Regions from separate parts of the Homo sapiens genome. Here all the other regions are linked to region 2. The links are chromatin contacts, found by Hi-C in ENCODE. All regions are on one chromosome and are shown on one strand. The core of a region is the stretch at or near the end of the contact, and the rest is flanking DNA. Distances in the headings are between cores, read along the strand shown.

Region 1 (4,585 bases), core at 1,532-4,031, 890 kb before region 2:
AAGCAAAGTCTCTCCTTTAGTTTGTCAGACCAGCAATCTCTTAAAATTGGATTAAAGAGAATTTTACTATCTTTAACATCAGAGAATTCTCTTGTGTGTGTTTTGTTTGTTTTTTAAGACAGGGTCTCACTCTGTCGCTCAGGCTGGAGTGCAGTGGTGCAATCTCGGCTCACTGCAGCCTTCGCCTCCCAGGTTCAAGCAATTCTCCTGCCTCAGCCTCCCGAGTAGCTGGGATTACAGGTGTGCGCCACCACACCCGGTTAATTTTTGTATTATCTTCCCTGTTCTGATTAATGCTTTCTGACTCCACTCTGTGAGGAAATGAGCCGAGCTAGGACCTACGGGCAGGAGGCGCTGGACACCAATCCGGCTGGGCAGCAAAATGCAGTTCTTAACATTTCAAGCCCTCTGAGAAAGGCTGTGAGAAAGACCTCTGTCCTGGGAAACGGCTGGGGGAACTGGTGAGCTCTATGGCTCCTCTGAGGACAAACAGAGGTCAGTGGAGGCCCCAGCCTCTGCCCATCCTTTTCCTGTACACTAAGGACTGGCAATTACCATAACAGAAAACCGGAAGAGCAGAAATCCAAGCTCCTGCTGCTCTGGCTTATGATACAGGGTCAGGCTCCAGCCATCTCAATACTGACTCAAGCATTGTGTCCCACAAACGCTTCATCTACAACTTACTAAAATGACCTCATGGATGAGTGGTCTCGTTTTCTGAGCTGGGTCCTTTTTGAGGGGTCGAGAACACATTTTCCTGGGACCCTTTGTTTCCTTTGAAAACTCATTAGTTTTGGCAAGAACAAAGCGGAAAATTATCAGCGGTCATCTACAGCTAGAGAGGGCAGTCGGCTGAGAGCTGGCAAGCATTTCTTTAGGCTCTGATTTACATTGCATATGCTTGAAGAGCTATTACTCATTAGCAAAGGGAAGATCTCACATCTTGACTTCAAGGCCCGGAAAATCCAAGTATTAACTCTGAGTCCTTGCTGTGGATTCCAAGCCTGGTAAAGTTAAAGGAAAAAAAAAATGCAAGATGCAAACACGCCAACCCTCCACCACATTGCGTTTGTTTTCACAGACAATAGTTACCAGCAGACAGCGGGCCTCTCTCCTTAAGCCAAGGATAGCAACAGGGCCCAAGGGAACCTACGTCCTAGCTTTCCCCCTTTTTTTGTTGTCCGCCGTCTGCATGGTTAGGTCAGCTTTGGACGACTGGTGCAGGGCAGAATTCCCTCCAGGGGAAAGGGCTTGGCTGGGCCGATGCATGTTGGATTAGGAAGACGACAAAGAGTATACGCTCTACCGAGAATCAGTGACTCCGGTGGGCTGTGTGTGGTGTCACCAGGGAAAATGCTTGTAGAGGGAAATCCTGGGGTACACTAGCAGCCTCAGATGGGTTGGGGAAGGGATGGAGGGGGAGCTGTGCCCATTCCCCAGGCGGTTCTTACTGGGATCATGCGGACGCCCGGGTGGGAGGCTCCTTCCAGGACCCAGGCGCCCAGGGGCAACACCGCCGGGCTGCGGTGCGCGGGTAGCAGCGAGGACAGGAAGTGCACGTTGCAGGCGGGCGGCTGCGGGGCCTGCAGGAGCGCGACGTCCTCCAGCGCGCTGAGCTCTGGGATCCCGGGGTACTCCCCGAGGAGCTCCCCGCCGTCGCTGTCGCCCCCCGCGAGCTTCGCCTTGACCTGGCCCTTGCAGTCGGCGCCCAGCGCGGGGTTGAACGCGTGCAGGACGGGTTCCTTGGGGTCCGCCGGGCCCAGGTACGCTTCTTTGAAGACGTGGAACTCGTCCTCCTCGTACTTCACGGGGGCCTTCAGGCCGATGTTCTCCGAAGCGAACGGACCCTCGGGGCTTAAGAGCTCCGTCACCATCGCATCCTCGGGGCTGGGCAGCCCGCCCGGCAGAGGGCCCTCCTCCATGGCGCAGGGCGGCGGGGCGGGATGGCGGGGGCCGCGCACCTGCAACACGCGGCCAGGTGAGAGGCAGCCAGAGGAGAGGACGAGGGGAGGGGCGGCCAGGAAAGGGGACAGCCAAGGGAGGGGCAGCCAAGGGAGGGGCGGCCAGGGGAGGGGACCAGGTGAGGGGCGGCTAGGGGAGGGGGCGGCCTGGTGAGGGAGGGCCAGGTGAGGGGCCCGGGGAAGGGCGACCAGGTGAGGGGGTCAGGGGAGGGGCGACCAGATGAGGGGCGATTAGGTGAGGGGCGGCCAGGTGAGGGGCGGCCAGGTGAGGAGCGACCAGGGGAGGCGGTCAGGTGAGCGGCGACCAGGGGAGGGGCGGCCGGGGAGGGGGTCACGGGAGGGGCGACCAGGGGAGGGGCGGCCAGGGGAGGGGGCCAGGTGAGGGGCGGCCAGGTGAGGAGCGACCAGGGGAGGGAGTCAGGGGAGGGGCGACCAGGTAAGGGGCGGCCAGGAGAGGGGCCGGCCGGGGTGGGGGTCAGGTGAGGGGCGCCCAGGGGAGGGGGCCAGGTGAGGGGCGGCCGAGGAGGGGGTCAGGTGAGGAGCAGCCAGGGGAGGGGGGGCCAGGTGAGGTGCGACCAGGTGAGGGGCGGCCTCGCCCACGGCCCGCCGCCCTCCGCCCACCCGCAGGGGCCCGACCCGGCCCGGCAGCCCCCATCCCCGCCTGCAGAGCCGAGGCCCAGCCCGGGGACCGCCCCGTCATTCCTCCTCGGAGGGACGCACCTGGGGCCGCCGGGGCTGCCGCAGCGTGGAGCGAGCGGGATGGGGCGTGGGCCGGGCCTCAGGCGCAGGCGGCCGTTGGCGGTTGGAGAAGGGGGAAGGGTGAGGGACAGGAACCTGGGGGGAGGGGAAGAGGCGCCCGGGCAGTGGGCGGGGCCTGGGCGTGGGGCGGAGTCGAGGTCGGGGCGGGGAGGTAAAGGCGGGGCCAGGGAGGTGTGGTGGGCGTGGTCTGGGGCGGGAGGAGACAGAGTCGCGAGGGGCGGGGCCTGGACTGCCGCTGTTGCCAGAGCGGGTCAGGGGAGGCACTCCCAGGTTCAGCCGATCCAGGCTCAGGTGGGGAAACTGAGGTCCCCATCAACTCGGGCAGCGCTAAGTGGGACTGCCTAGCTTGGCTTCTGACCTTGGGCTTCAGTTATATTTTTCTGGCCAGGCGTGGTTGCTCACGCCTGTAGTCCCAGCACTTTGGGAGGCCGAGGCAGGCGGATTACTTGAGGTCAGGAGTTCAAAACCAGCCTGGGCAACATGGTGAAACCCCGTCTCTACTAAAAATACAAAAATTAGCTGGCCGTGGTGGCACGCGCCTGTAATCCCAGCTACTTGGAAGGCTGAGGCAGGAGAATCGCTTGAGCCCGGGAGGTGGAGGTTGCAGTGAGCCGAGATCCCGCCACTGCACTCCAGCCTGTGCCACAGAGCTAGACTCCGTCTCAAAAAAATAAATAAAATAAAATAAAACATTTTTCTACACTCGAGCTCTCAAGACAGATCCCGGCCTGGGACGCTGCGGGTGGACAGAGGGCAGGGGCTTGCACCGCACGTTCCCAGCCTTGCACCCACTCCCGGTCCTTGGTGACGCAGCTTACAGGTGCAACTGATGGAGTTGGTCCCGAAATAGAAGTAACAAATACGGCTGGGCGTGGTGGCTCACGTCTGTAATCCCAGCACTTTGGGAGGCCGAGGCGGGTGGATCACCTGAGGTCAGGAGTTCGAGACCAGCCTGGCCAACATATAGTGAAACTCCGTCTCTACTAAAAAATACAAAAACTAGCTGGGCGTAGTGGCGCACGCCTGTAGTCCCAGCTACATAGAAGGCTGAGGCTTGAACCTGGGAGATGGGGGTTGCAGTGAGCTGAGATTGTGTCACTGTACTCCAGCCTGACCAACAGAGAAAGGCTCCCTCTCAGAAAAAAAAAAAAAAACTCACAAATACAATGAAAGTCTCAAATTTTGGGTGGGGAATGAGCTATTTCATCTTTAAGGAGTCAATAGATATCACTGTTTAATCAAGAGGAGGTGAAAGTTTAATTCAAGTGATGGCGAAAACTGCAAAGGGTGTAGAGGGACTGGTGGGAGTGGGTGCTGGGGAGACAGCCTCAGGTACTGTCTACTCAGGTACTGTTTTGGTAAAAATAAAGAATGTAAAACATCAGCTTTCTAATCTCACTTTTAAAAATTAAATACTTTTCTAAATTTTTAAAGGGTAGTACCCAAGGCACAGCAACACCGTGTACTATTTAGTTGTACATTTAACATTCAAAAATCAAGAAAATTTTGCCTGGGGCTGGGCGTGGTGGCTCATGCCTGTAATCCCAGCACTCTGGGAGGCCAAGGTGGTCAGATCACTTAAAGTCAGGAGTTCAAGACCAGCCTGACTAACATGGTGAAACCCTGTCTCTACTAAAAATACAAAATTAGCTAGGCATGGTGGTGCACACCTGCAATCCCAGCTATTTGTGAGGCTGAGGCAGGAGAATTGCTTGAACCTGGGAGGCGGAGGTTGCAGTGAGCTGAGATTGCACCATTGTACTTTAGCCTGGGCAAAAAGATTGAAACTCCATCTCAAAAATCAAACAAACAAAAACAACAACAACAAAAAACACTCACAGAAGCAGAAAAAATAATAAAAATAA
Region 2 (4,290 bases), core at 1,445-3,944:
TGAATGAAGGTTCCCACAGCCAGGGACGGTGGCGAACACGCGCCTGCAGCGGAATTCGCTTTCTCCTGACCGACCATCCGCCCAGGCCGCGGTCACCGGGGCGGGGGCCAGGGGGCGAGGAAAGCGTGAAGGTGATTTCAGTTAATTTTGGATTTTCTTTCAAACAACGTGGTTACCCTCCCGACTGGGCCACTTGCCCTTTGTCTCCAAATGGTCACCAAGAAATAAGAACAGAGCACTTTAAATGAGCCCAGAATCCGCAGTTCCTGCTTCGTGGTGGGTTTTAAGAAGACAGTGTAAAGTAAAACTGCAACCGAAAAGTTTTTTAAAGTTGCTTTTCTCTTTGGAAAAAATAAAATCAAAATGCTTTCTCTGCGCTTCTTGAAGCAATGACCCTCAAAAGCCCAGAGGTATTGGCCCCCTCGGGGGACCCGGGGGCCGCCAAGCAGGGTTCCCCCAGGTGGGGGCTGGGCAGCTGGCGCTCCCCGCCGGGCCCCAAATTCCAGCGCCGGGCCCCAAATTCCAGCGCCTCCCCCGCGGGTTCCTGGACGGCTCTTTACGCTCGCTAACCGGGCTTGCAATTTTGCGCTCGTCCCTGAGCCGGGAAATCAACGAAGTTCCTAGTCGAGATCTGCCCGGTCCGCCTAGTAACAGCGCCGCGCCCCCATTGGCTCATGCTAATTCCAGTTTCCTCTGTCTTGCGCCCGGGATGGGGGGGTGAAGCTCCCTCCTGGACCCAGAGCCGGTTGTGCCGGAGTGGGCGAGCCTCTTTATGCCCTGCTGCCCCTAGCCGACTTCGGCCCGCTTCGCGCCTCGGGCTGGGCCAGGGCGCACGCGGGGCTCGGGGCCCCTCGCCCCACGGGATGGGAGAGGCCGGGTGATAGCTCCGGGCCCCATAAATCATCCAGGCGGCCGCCGGGTCGGGATTTTATGAATGAAAAAGCAGCTGGGCCGCCCTTGTGCGCGGGCTGATGCTCTGAGGCTTGGCTATGCGGGGGCCAACGCGATTGTGGGTGCTCGGGGAGTGGGGGGGGGCACGACCGTAGGTGCTCCCTGCTGGGGCAACCCATCGCTCCCCATGCGGAATCCGGGGGTAATTACCCCCCCAGGACCCGGAATATTAGTAATCCTAATTCCCGGCGGGGGAGGGGGCGCGGGAGGAATTCACCCTGAAAGGTGGGGGTGGGGGGGGTCGCATCTTGCTGTGAGCACCCTGGCGAAGGGGAGAGGGCTTTTTCTATCAGTTTTCTTTGAGCTTTTACTGTTAAGAGGGTACGGTGGTTTGATGACACTGAACTATATTCAAAAGGAAGTAAATGAACAGTTTTCTTAATTTGGGGCAGGTACTGTAAAAATAAAAACAAAAGTTAAGACAGTAAAATGTCCTTTTATTTTTTAATGCACCAAAGAGACAGAACCTGTAATTTTAAAAACTGTGTATTTTAATTTACATCTGCTTAAGTTTGCGATAATATTGGGGACCCTCTCATGTAACCACGAACACCTATCGATTTTGCTAAAAATCAGATCAGTACACTCGTTTGTTTAATTGATAATTGTTCTGAATTATGCCGGCTCCTGCCAGCCCCCTCACGCTCACGAATTCAGTCCCAGGGCAAATTCTAAAGGTGAAGGGACGTCTACACCCCCAACAAAACCAATTAGGAACCTTCGGTGGTCTTGTCCCAGGCAGAGGGGACTAATATTTCCAGCAATTTAATTTCTTTTTTAATTAAAAAAAATGAGTCAGAATGGAGATCACTGTTTCTCAGCTTTCCATTCAGAGGTGTGTTTCTCCCGGTTAAATTGCCGGCACGGGAAGGGAGGGGGTGCAGTTGGGGACCCCCGCAAGGACCGACTGGTCAAGGTAGGAAGGCAGCCCGAAGAGTCTCCAGGCTAGAAGGACAAGATGAAGGAAATGCTGGCCACCATCTTGGGCTGCTGCTGGAATTTTCGGGCATTTATTTTATTTTATTTTTTGAGCGAGCGCATGCTAAGCTGAAATCCCTTTAACTTTTAGGGTTACCCCCTTGGGCATTTGCAACGACGCCCCTGTGCGCCGGAATGAAACTTGCACAGGGGTTGTGTGCCCGGTCCTCCCCGTCCTTGCATGCTAAATTAGTTCTTGCAATTTACACGTGTTAATGAAAATGAAAGAAGATGCAGTCGCTGAGATTCTTTGGCCGTCTGTCCGCCCGTGGGTGCCCTCGTGGCGTTCTTGGAAATGCGCCCATTCTGCCGGCTTGGATATGGGGTGTCGCCGCGCCCCAGTCACCCCTTCTCGTGGTCTCCCCAGGCTGCGTGTGGCCTGCCGGCCTTCCTAGTTGTCCCCTACTGCAGAGCCACCTCCACCTCACCCCCTAAATCCCGGGGGACCCACTCGAGGCGGACGGGGCCCCCTGCACCCCTCTTCCCTGGCGGGGAGAAAGGCTGCAGCGGGGCGATTTGCATTTCTATGAAAACCGGACTACAGGGGCAACTCCGCCGCAGGGCAGGCGCGGCGCCTCAGGGATGGCTTTTGGGCTCTGCCCCTCGCTGCTCCCGGCGTTTGGCGCCCGCGCCCCCTCCCCCTGCGCCCGCCCCCGCCCCCCTCCCGCTCCCATTCTCTGCCGGGCTTTGATCTTTGCTTAACAACAGTAACGTCACACGGACTACAGGGGAGTTTTGTTGAAGTTGCAAAGTCCTGGAGCCTCCAGAGGGCTGTCGGCGCAGTAGCAGCGAGCAGCAGAGTCCGCACGCTCCGGCGAGGGGCAGAAGAGCGCGAGGGAGCGCGGGGCAGCAGAAGCGAGAGCCGAGCGCGGACCCAGCCAGGACCCACAGCCCTCCCCAGCTGCCCAGGAAGAGCCCCAGCCATGGAACACCAGCTCCTGTGCTGCGAAGTGGAAACCATCCGCCGCGCGTACCCCGATGCCAACCTCCTCAACGACCGGGTGCTGCGGGCCATGCTGAAGGCGGAGGAGACCTGCGCGCCCTCGGTGTCCTACTTCAAATGTGTGCAGAAGGAGGTCCTGCCGTCCATGCGGAAGATCGTCGCCACCTGGATGCTGGAGGTGCGGGGCTTCGGGCGGCTCTCTTAAGACTTCCCTGCAACTTGTTGCCCAGACCCACGTTTCTTTGCTACTCACCCCCCTCCCTTCTCTCCCGCTAGAACTTTGAAGTTTGCCGTGGTGTTTCTAGGGATCCGTATTTTCAAAATAAAAATTGCGGGTATTTTCTGAAGGAGGAAGGGGTGGGGGTGGGGGTGCTAGAAGTAGCGTTTCGTGGGAGGGGAGAAGGGGGTCCGGGAGGGGTGCCTTCGGGAGAAGCCAGTGCCAGGGGCACCCCAATGGGCCCGAGGGTGCGGGCTGGCAGGCTGGGTGCGCTTTGTGTCCCCCGCCTGCGCCCCAGCCCGGCTGCGCCTCAGCGGCCGGGAGCCGCCAACTCCGGGGGGAGGGGGCATAGATTTGATTTTTAAATTAATATCCATGGACACGTATGCAAGGGCCGCTCGTGCCAGTATTATGCGCCATCTTTGCTCTTTTATTGCAAAGCAAAAGTGTTTATTAATAATTGGGGGCAGGGTGGGGGCGGGGAGCGGCCGCCGGGCGCTGGGGCCGCAGCTAAGGGCCGCGCGGCTGCCGGGAGCCCGCGGGAGGGGCGCAGGGACGCGGCATGGGTAGTTTTGGGGGGACGCCGCTAGGGAAGGGGGGGCCTTTGTTCAAGCAGCGAGTCCCGGGGCGCCCCGAACGGGCAGCCTGGGCCGGAGAGCACGGCGAGCTGCAAGGTCGCGTGGCCCCCAAGACGCCAGGGCTTGATCCCCGTCTGCAGGGATATCGGCTTGGAGGACCTTCTCCGAGCGAGCCGGGGGCCTGGGAGCACATTTTCAGACCTTCGGTGGGCGCCTGAGGGGCCCGCAAGTATTTTAAAATAATTTTTGAAAGTGCGGCGTGGTGCCCTTGCGAGAGGGAAACGCCGCCCGCGCCCAGGGGGAAGGGGGGGCCCCGGAGTTTGAATTCCTGGGGCTCCCCCCGGAGCCTGTAACGAACTCCCAACCCCCGGCCTGGGTAAAGGGTCGCCCGAGGGTCATTTTCAGGGTTTTTTTATGCACTTAGTTATTTTTTTAATATTTTTAAATATTTTTTGAAAAGATGACGTCTGGGGAAATGCGGCGCGGCGGCCTGGGACGCCACCTTTGTGTCTCGCAGGCGCGGCGCCCAACCCCGCGGCCCGTTCCGCGGCCCCGCACCCCAGTTGGTGTCGACCCCCAGTCAGAGGGACCACGGAGCTCCAGGGCGGGCCAGGGTCCCGGGG
Region 3 (4,657 bases), core at 493-2,992, 800 kb before region 2:
ACCAACTGACAGCTGGATGTTCGCTGGCCTCAGCGGTGTGCATTCTCAGCGACACTTATGTCCTCAATTTATTGCTACGTTCACTCGGTCAGAGTCGCCTTAAAGAATTTGGAAAGGCCCGGGGGTGGGGGTGCTTCCTGGCATAAATAGAAGACCAGTGCTCAGCCATTTTTTATTCACTTGGTTTGTGGCTTAGAATGAAATAAACATGCTTGCATATCTGGAATGACCAGAAACCGGACACCTGTGGAAGAAAATGGTGTAACAAAATACAACGTTGCAAAAGGTAAAACCGATTTTCATTTTATTCGGTAACTTACAAAGTTACCAGCTTCCTACTAAAATCTGCCCTTAAATATTTTATAACACACGGAGCCGAGAGGAACCGAAAGCCTGTGCCGAGTTGGGAATATTAACTTTGTTATGTATTTAACCTGGTAGGTAGTTGGGATTTTTAACTCTCTGAGTTGTTTTCTTTTTTTAAAGTAAGATCGGCCCTCATCTTTGAGTTCTGCGGCTTTAACGAAAGCCAAGGGCGGATTTACATTATAAAGACGCTGACCCATGGCCTCTCCTGACAAACCGAAAGAAGCCGGCTGTTGGCTGGCCGCGGCGGTGGCTCCGAGAAGGGGCTGCCCCGCGTGGCCCTGACCGCACCGTCGGGCTCGCAGGCCAAGTTCGCCAGGGCACGGCCACGTGACACCCCCACCCTCCCGCGGCCCCGCCGCTCCCAGCCCGGCACGACCTTGGGCACATGCTCCGCGCCCACCCGCCCTTGACCCAGCGCTGCACGGGAGAGGCTGCGGGGCGCTCCCAAGCAGGCACTGGGCCCGGCACCCTCATCCTGCTCACGGCAGCGCTCGGACCGCGCCTGGAGTCCCTGCGCCAAGGGCGTGTCCCGACGGCTGCACCGCGAGGGCGGGCATGGGGAGGGGGACCGGGGAGACGGACGCTGGGATGGGGTCAGCGGCGCCCTGCCGAATCCCGAGGGCCGAGCACCCCTCCCTCAGCCGCACTGCACCTGCCCGTAGGTGACCAACCCACGGGCGGACCCCCAGACCCAATCCTCTCCAGAGCCAGGGTGGGATGGGCAGGGACAGGAGCCGGAGGCCCTACTGGCCCCGGGCGAAGGCATCCTGGAAAGCATCCAGAGCGTCCAGCATCCCTCCCGCGGCCACCCGCAGGCTGACCGACCCCTGGGCAGACCCTCAGACTCAATCCAGTCCAGGGCGGATTAAGGAGTGGGAGACAAGGGAGCCGGTGGCCCCGCTGGCCCCGGGCCGGAGGCGTCCAGCCAAGTCCGGAGGGCCGAGCATCCCTCCCGCGGCCGCACGGGACCCGCCTGCGGATGGACCGACCCCCGGTGGACCCTCAGACCCAATCCCCTGGGGAACATGGGGAGCCCCGGCCTCTTTCTGGGTTCAGGATCTCCACAACCCCGCCGTCCGGGGGGAATACCGGGGTTCCTCTCGGCGCCCCGGTTCCGGCGGCGTCCCCCACCCGGTCCGGTTCCCGGCAGCCCCGCGCCCCGCCCGTCCCCGGCCCCCGCAGCCCGCAGGGCCGCCCCGCCACCCTCCCCACCGCGGGCGACCGGGCCTCACCGAGTCAGCTACGGAGGTGCGGCAGCGGCAGCGGCAGCGGCGGCGGCGGCGGCGGCGGTGGAGTGAACGAGCGGCGAGCGGGAGCCGGGGAAGGAGGGCCGCGGGCGAGGCCGAGCGCACCCGACGCCGGCAGCAGCGGATTGGCTGAGGCGGGTCCGGCTGCGGCGCCTGCAGGCGGGTGACTCCCGGCGCGCGGAGGGCGGGCCCGGGGCCTCGGCGGGGCGGGGCGTCCGCGGGGCTAGGAGGGGAGGGAAACTGAGGCTCGAGCGGGTGCTCGCGTCCTCGACCTCTGCCGGAATGGGGTCTAGGACGAGATTCCTCACCCTCCGAGCCTCAGTTTCCTCATCCGTAAAACGAGCCATCTCGTGGAGGCCGTGCGCATAAAATCGCTTAGCTCCGTGCCTGGCTGATCCTCGCGACTTATCTATCGGCATTGCCCCGTGTAATGCTCCAGGCACCCCCTGATGGTATTCACCCCTGACTCTTTCATGCAGACAAGGGTCGCGGGCCAGGAAATAAGTTACCCCACATCACCGAGCTGAGAAGCAACCGATCCACAGGGAGTGGTGGGGCGCGCCTGTAATCCCAGCTACTCGGGAGGCGGGAAGTCGCTTGAAGCCAGGAGTTCGAGGCCAGCCTGGGCAACGTAGCGAGACCCCGTCTCTAAAAAAAAAAGCGCGGGGAAGTGATAGATCGGACATTGGGTCCAGATCTGATTCCACAGCCCATGCCCCAAATCAGACCTTATACCACGAGTGGCAGTCATCGCGATCCAGAGGCAGCGTGGCTCCTCCTCATCTAGCTAGGATAAAAATGCCTCACTTGGGGGGCTTTGGTGAGATTTACTAAAATAATTCTTCCAGCGTCAAGAACATAATAGGTGCTGGGAGAGGAGTAGCTGGAGGCCAGGGCAGAGCGACCGAGAGACCCTTGTGCTGGAGCTCGGGAGAGGGGCCGGGAGCGGGAACTGAACATCCACCGGTCCCAGGAGTCTAGGGCGAGCGCAGCTGCAGGGGACCCAGGGGGTTGAGGGGGAGGGAGAGGGGCCCCAAGCGTAACAGGAGGGCCAAGGGGGTCTTCCTGACCGGGAGCCACCCCTCCCCTATCTTTGCCCGCAATGCTTCCAGGCGCGAGCTGGCGGCTCTGCATACAGCAGGTGCTCCATAAATGCACCGATGTTATGAACAAAGACTCTTTTAAACCTCTTTTATGAACCCTGCTCTTTTTAAGTTCGACCACTTCTTCTAGTTATGAAAAAATCCATGTTTGCAACCATCCTTCTTTCTGTATCATTTAGTTGTTACCGCAGAAGAATTTAGAAGAGAAAATGAAAGTTCTCCTTTGATCCCGCCCCCCACCACCGCTGCAGTTAACTCTCCCTGCGGTTCCCGGGCTCGCTGTTTTAAAGGAAGGCTAGGATGCAAGCTGTCTGTAAGGCTGTTTTGTTTTCACTTGGCTTACGTCGTAGACAGGTCTCTGCTGGGGGACGGAGATGACCACCGGCCTTCCCAAGGCTGCATAAGATTTCCTTTGACTATGCTGTGATCCATTTACGCGGCCCCCATTGGACAATTAGGGCCTCCTCCCCGCCCCCCACCCCACCATTGCAGGTATAAATAAAAGCTGCGTTGGCCGTCGATGTACCTCCTGGAGCTCCTGATTATCCTGTAGGATAGATCCCTGGAGGGGAAGCAACCAGGCACGTGCGACATTTTGGTGACACAGGCCAAGCTACCATGCCGAAAAGTTTACCAACTTCCACTGCCACCCGCGCGTGCAAGCGGGGCCCTGTCTCCGATTATGGATTATTTTAATCTTTGCCAATCCTAAAAGGAGGGGTGGGGGAGGGAAGAATCTCTCATCTCTCCTTTTAATTTGCATTTCTTTGAGGTTAGAAGTTGGGGGTTTGTCCCCCTGCTTGCGCTTGTCTGGACCACCAGTGAGCCCAGGCACTCGACCCCCGCAGATTTCACCGCCCCAAGAGGCCAGTGGGCTGGGCCAGGGCACACGTTCCTGACGCGCGGCTGCACCCCACGAGCCCGGGCGGCTCTCGCGCGTGAGGCTCTCCTTGCACGTGGGCCTTCGCGGTTTGCACTACGGAAGCTGGACTGTCATTCTCACCGCAAATGCCCTTCCCTCCTTTCCCTGGAACCTCAGCCACCGACAGGTCCCCGCTCCAAGGTCATTTCCTCCCTCGCTCAGCGCCCCGGTGCGCGCCCAGCTGGGATTGGCCCCGCGCCCTGTCTGTTCCCAGGGCTCTTCGGCCTTGACCGTGCGCCCTTCCCTGCGCGCCGCCTAGGTGCCACCTGCAGGCCGGGCGGGGCAGGGACAGGGACCCAGTCTGTGGGGACGCCGAGGCGCCACGCTCACCTGTGCCATGGTGGCCGGGCTCTCGGCAGCTGCAACGAGCCCGCGCCGGCCTGCAACTGCAGCCGCACTGGGGAGGCCTTATTCCCCTCCCGCCGACCACGCTGCAGCTCTCCTGCCCGGGTCTGCGGCTCCCGCGGCTGCGTAGCTGAGTCTATTAATAAAGAAGCAGAGAACGAGGCCTCCCGGGGAGCTCCGGGCCTGAGCCTCAGTTCCCTGGGGCCAAAAACGTCTCCATGTCTGCCTCTGAAACTAGAGTAATCTTTCTCAAGCCTTGTTTTTTACAGATTCTGCCCCAGTTTGAATACTGTAGCAATTGCCTACCATAGCTACAAGAAAAATTTTCTTTTTAATGCAGGTAATGTTTTTATTTACCGCTAAGATTTCTCTTTTTACTCAAAAAATACTTTTTTATGGAAAAATCCAAACCTTTTTATTCATTCGTTCATTCATTCATTCATTTTTGAAACAGGATCTCTCTCTGTTGCCCATGCTGCAGGGCAGTAGCAAAATGACAGCTCACTGCAGTGTTGACATCCTAGGCTCAAGCAATCCTCCTACCCCAGCTTCCTGAGTAGCTGGGACCACAGGCAAGTCCCGCCATGCCTGGCTAATATTTTGAAAAATCCAAACCTTTGAAAAAAATTAACCAGAATAGTATAATAAAGGCCTATACAACCAAAACTCAA

The links. A loop is a pair of places that touch in the nucleus more often than their neighbours do. Pooled maps may share reads with other maps.
Region 1: a pooled map shows a loop between it and region 2 (12-fold over the local background). The contact joins the promoter of TESMIN here to the promoter of CCND1 in region 2. A Hi-C loop is called at or near these places in 6 of 50 pooled maps.
Region 3: a loop to region 2 is called in a map of CD8-positive, alpha-beta T cell, with 11 times the contacts of the local background. The contact joins the promoter of CPT1A here to the promoter of CCND1 in region 2. A Hi-C loop is called at or near these places in 8 of 168 maps with a recorded cell type or tissue (CD8-positive, alpha-beta T cell, ascending aorta, chondrocyte and 4 more), 13 of 37 single-sample maps with no recorded cell type and 18 of 50 pooled maps.

The regions. Positions count from the first base shown.
Region 1 is chr11:68,748,739-68,753,323 of GRCh38, forward strand. TESMIN (testis expressed metallothionein like protein) reads right to left here and starts at 2,782. Exons shown (of 10, transcript NM_004923.3): 1 at 2,682-2,782; 2 at 1,452-1,961. The coding sequence starts at 1,922. RefSeq lists an enhancer at 1,909-2,894 and silencers at 2,595-2,884, 2,895-3,014.
Region 2 is chr11:69,638,462-69,642,751 of GRCh38, forward strand. It overlaps CCND1 (cyclin D1), which reads left to right and starts at 2,695. Exons shown (of 5, transcript NM_053056.3): 1 at 2,695-3,050. The coding sequence starts at 2,853. RefSeq lists enhancers at 1-519, 520-1,458, 2,966-3,668.
Region 3 is chr11:68,840,174-68,844,830 of GRCh38, forward strand. It overlaps CPT1A (carnitine palmitoyltransferase 1A), which reads right to left and starts at 1,743. Exons shown (of 19, transcript NM_001876.4): 1 at 1,602-1,743. RefSeq lists silencers at 582-861, 912-1,011, 1,272-1,351, 1,562-1,611, 1,632-1,991 and enhancers at 2,137-2,662, 3,385-3,524, 3,565-3,774.